Linked DNA regions of Homo sapiens: region 2 is linked to region 1. Evidence: read pairs that join two places in POLR2A ChIA-PET (ENCODE). Cell type or tissue: GM12878. All regions are shown on one strand.

What was found. ChIA-PET counts read pairs that join two places held together with the same protein. Peaks named below come from ENCODE experiments on the same cell type or tissue, not always from the same donor. Only the 100,000 strongest peaks of a DNase experiment are listed, where the experiment ranks them.
Region 2: POLR2A ChIA-PET joins it to region 1 with 6 read pairs; 1 of 35 experiments calls an interaction of 5 or more read pairs at or near these places.

Annotation. Positions count from the first base shown.
Region 1 is chr1:51,242,021-51,244,520 of GRCh38, forward strand. All of the region lies in intron 1 of RNF11 (ring finger protein 11), which reads left to right. Among named protein-coding and RNA genes, the nearest start is that of RNF11, 7.0 kb to the left of the region's middle. In GM12878, no CTCF peak of the experiment used is centred here; no DNase peak of the experiment used is centred here.
Region 2 is chr1:51,549,687-51,552,186 of GRCh38, forward strand. The region is part of intron 1 of EPS15-AS1 (EPS15 antisense RNA 1); the gene reads left to right. It also overlaps a transcript of OSBPL9 not described here. Among named protein-coding and RNA genes, the nearest start is that of EPS15, 32 kb to the left of the region's middle. In GM12878, no CTCF peak of the experiment used is centred here; no DNase peak of the experiment used is centred here; H3K27ac peaks cover 423 bases.

The sequences.
Region 1 (2,500 bases):
AATTTTGCAGTAGTTATATAGTTTGAGATTCGCCAGTCTTCTTCCCCGACCTATACTTTTTGATTGATACATTTGAAATTTTAAAATCCTGAGAAAATAAGTTTGTATAGCATTGAATGCAAGTATAGCTCTGCTTTTAGAGTCAGATTGTCCTGTGTTCAAATTCTGGCTCTGCCGCTTACATGTAAAATATGAAAAAGGAAAGAATTTATCAGATTGTTTTGGGGAGCTTTTTTGACAAATAAGAAAATGTAACATTTTGGATATTTCAAATTGTGTCTGCATAAAGCTTTCTTCAAGATACCTTTTTTTTTTTTTTTTTTTGGCTGGGCACAGTGGCTCACACCTGTCATCCCAGCACTTAGGTGGCAGAGGCAGGAGGATCACTTGACCCCAGGAATTCGAGACCAGCCTGGGCAACAAAGTGAGACCCCCATCTCTATTAAAATACCAAACAAAAACAAAAAACAAACAAAACCAAAAACCCTCTTTTGTTGTTAAAAGGATTGGTTTATCCTGTAGAATGCACTAAAAATAACCCCCTTCCTTATAAAAAATCTAGAATGTACTGCTTATTTTTAAGCATGCAATGCTATAATGTTTTGTGGGGGATGGGCTTGTTTTTTTTAGAGATGGAGTCTCACTTTGCCCAGGCTAGTTTCGAACTCCTGGGCTCAAGTGATCCTCCCACCATGTCTCCCAGTGTTGGGATTACGGATGTGAGTCACTGTGCCCTGCCTGTAATGGTATATTAATGCCTCATTTTCCTGATAACTTACGAAGTTAAATTTAGATAATTAAAGGGTTGTGTTTTTTTATTAGCATTTTGTTTAACATTTGGGTGGAAAATATCTCCAAATTTATTTCACGTATCTAGGCCTTATTATACAATTATTCAGCTTTTAACAATTTACCTTTTTGAAGTTTTATCCCTCCCCTTCTTTATGCTCAAGAAGTTCAGCCTTCTTATTGAGGGGCAGATCAACTAACTCCACCTTTGTTAATAAAGCCTTCACTGACCATTTTTTTCCTGTCTCTGCTGATTTGTCATGTACAGTTTTTTTGTGTTTGTAACATTTATCTGGAAATCATATATTGCCTTATTAGCTTTTGTTGCTTTAACAGTTGTTTCTCCACATCAGTTTCCTCAAGAATGAGAATGATACATTAAACTTGTAAGATATCTTAGTGGAGTAGAATGTTACCTTCCATATTGTAGACACCCAGTGAATATTTGATGATAGACTAAATTAGAACTGTGACTTCTTACCTTGTAAGGTCACCATCATAATTGTCCTCATCAGTTCTTACAGCAACATAATTGATGTCTCCTCCTCATTCATTTTATACCATGTTGCCAGATAAATTTCATCCCGGATCAGATCACTTGCCTCATAATCCTTAATGATTGTTATTATTATTATTATTATTTTTTGAAACAGAGTCTTCACTCTGTTGCCCAGGCTGGAGTGCAGTGGTGCCACCTCAGCTCACTGCAGCCTCCGCCTCCCGGGTCCGAGCAATTCTCCTGCCTCAGCCTCCCGAGTAGCTGGGATTACAGGCATGCGCCACCACACCCAGCTAATTTTTGTATTTTTAATAGAAATGGGGTTTCACCATATTGCTCAGGCTGGTGTGCAACTCCTAACCTCAGGTAATCCACTCACCTTGGCCTCCGTAAGAGCTGGGATTACAGGCGTGAGCCACCACGCCCGGCCCTTAATGATTCTTTATTAGGACTAACCACTGAAGATATCTGACTTAGCATTCAAAGTCATGATTTGGCTCTACATATACTTTTTCAGCTCTTCATAGCCTTGTGCTTTCTTTTATACAACCTGTATACTCCAGTCATACTGAGCAGTTTGCTGTATTCCATGTATGTCTTCTGCTTTCCTGTCTTTGCCCATTCTGTATCCATTGCCCAGAATGTTCTTCCTTAATCCTTCCCAGTCTCATTTCTAATATCCAGGGCCCAGTTCAAATGCCAAGAATCCACGAATTCTGATTTCTCCTACATACACTTTTCTTAATCTGAACTCCTTTATTCATGCACCATTCTTAAGACACTTTACCCTTTTAATTTTAATTATTTGTGACAGTGTCACATCTGCTCTTTTAGAATTCAAGTCTGGTTCATTTTCACATTGCTAGAACTACAATTTTCACAAAGCACGCACTTATACTTTAGTGAATGTAATGATCAGCATTTTGCTGTAAGAGTGTGCAATTGTATGGTTGTTAGTGTCTATTAAGCATTCCCAGAATCCTGTGCTTTAGTGTTTGGCCTATCACTTCTAATTTATAAAGTACGTTGAGCTTTGGGAAAGTTAATTTCATTATATATTTTTTGAATTTGTTTTTTTTTTTGTTTGTTTGTTTGAGACGAAGTCTCGCTGTGTCACCCAGGCTGGAGTGCAGTGGCGCGATCTCAGCTCACTGCAAGCTCCGCCTCCCGGGTTCACGCCATTCTCCTGCCTCAGCCTGTCCCGAGTAGCTG
Region 2 (2,500 bases), 310 kb after region 1:
CCAGATGTGGTGGCACACGCCTGTACTCCCAAGCTACTCGGGAGGCTGAGGCAGGAGGATGGCTTAAACCCTGGAGGTGGAGGTTACAGTAAGCTGAGATTGTGCCACTGCACTCCAGCCTGGGCAACAGAGCAAGACTCTGTCTCAAAACAAAACAAAACAAAAAGCACTTAAAAAGGCATTTTTTTTCCATGTGGAATGTCGGTTGCCTACTTTATGTATTCAATAGTAATAGATATTCACTCACTCATTCCACAGCCTGGTGCAGTGGAAGGATAAACTGTTTTCTTTTATAGTGCTTTGTTAGAGTTATTTATAGGGTTATTGTTTTATGGAAGTATAAACTTCGAAACCAGACAAGCTTGAGAGACTGGTCCTGTCCCTTACTAGCTGTTTAACCTTGAGCAAGTGACTTACCCACTCTGAGCAGTTTCCGCATCTGTAAAATGAAGATAAGAATGGTATCCTCTACAATGGCTGCTATGAGGATTAGATGAGCACATTGTAGAAGCTCCACAAATTTATGGCAAAGTGCTTTCTAATCTATAAAGAGCTACAAGAATGTGCATGATGACACGTGAGCAGGTAGTACAGAAAAAAATAAATATGAGACTAGCAAACTTGCAAACAAGTGACAATTATTTAAAAGTTAGGGCACAAAACAGCAGAAAAGCAAATAGATTTTCACAAAGTATTTTTTCTTATGTTAGGGGGAAATCTAGTTGTTAAGTGCTTGATACATCTGCAAGAGGAAAACATCATCTGTCCACAAGTATAACCATCAGCACTGCTCAGTAAATACTAATACATACGTTTTTATTTTATTTTATTTTATTTATTTTTTGAGACGGAGTCTCGCTCTGTTACCCAGGCTGGAGTGCAGTTGTGCGATCTCGGCCCACTGCAACTTTCGCCTCCCAGGTTCAAGCAATGCTCCTGCCTCAGCCTCCCAAGTAGCTGGAATTACAGGTGCCCGCCACCAAGCCCAGCTAATTTTTTGTATTTTTAGTAGAGACAGGGTTTCACCACATTAGCCAGGCTGGTCTTAAACTCCTGACCTCAGGTGATCGACCCACCTTAGCCTCCCAAAGTGCTGGGATTACAGGCAAGAGCCACTGTGCCTGGCCCCATACATTTAAACAAAATAAAATCCTTGGGTGTCCTGGGATAAATTGAAAGTGAGGATTAAGTTTATACAGAAGTTTATTTACTGATAACTAATTTCATAAACACCATAATAATGATAGTAGTGATAGCAACCATTTTTTGACTACCTATTTGTATCAGGCACTTTACATACATTAGTTCATTTAATCCCTACAACCTCATAAAACAGAAATGATCACTCCCTTTCTACTAATAAGGAAACAGAAGCCCCAAGAGGCAGTGTGACTTTCCCCAGGTCACACAGAGCAAAGGGAGCGGGATGGAAATACAAATCCAAAGTTTATTTCAAAAAAGTAAGTTATTTTGCTCCCCAAATTGTACCAACCTCATGAATATTTCTCCTCCTAACATTTGCCTCCACAATCCCAGTTACAGTTCACCCTTCTGGTCAACAAGGACTTCCTCATTTTTACCCAGAAACACTCTGTCAGCATCATGTTCCTGCATCTCCCTGTCATTTCCTGGCTCTGTAGTGGGATCCAATTCATTTCCCTCTTCTTCAATTCCCCAAATGCCATCTTCCTTTTCTTCATCCGTTTCCTTTTACTTCTTGGCCTCTTCTGCCTGCTTTCTTTTTTCAATTTCTTCATAAAGTTCTCTCCATTGCTTCTCTTAGGTCCTGTTTAGAATGTAGAATTTCAAAATAATTTACAGATAGTATAAACAAAGTTAACCAACTTTAGAAATATCTGGCATCTTCCAACAGTCATTTATTTATTTATTTATTTATTTATTTACTTATTTATTTTTTGAGACAGGGTCTTACTCTGTCATCCAAGCTGGAGTGCAATGGTGTCATCTTGGCTCAATGCAACCTCCGCCTCCTGGGCTCAAGGGGTCCTCCCACCTCAGCCTCCTGAGTAGCTGGGACTACAGGCACATGCCACTACACCTGGCTAATTTTTTTTTTTGTATTTTTCATAGGGATGGGGGTTCACTATGTTGCTTAGGCTGGTCTTGAACTCCTAAGCTCAGGAGATCCACCTACCTCAGCCTTCCAGAGTGCTGGGATTACAGGTGTGAGACACCGTGTCCAGCCTTCCAACAGTCTTCAGATTTCCGGGATAGTGTTTATTTACATACAAAGTTTCAGCATGTGTAGGGTGAATAGAAATGTGTGTGTGTGTGTGTGTGTGTGTGTGTGTGTTTAGTTTGTTCGTAAATAAAATTGGTTCCAATTTAGCAAATATTTGTTGAATGCCTACTGCCTTGCTAACCACAGTGCTATAATAGGCAATCTACACACGTTATGTATATTCCTCACAGCAAATTATGAGGTTTGTTACTTGTTCTACTTTCTAGATGAGCGATCTGAGGTTCAGACTTCCTTATA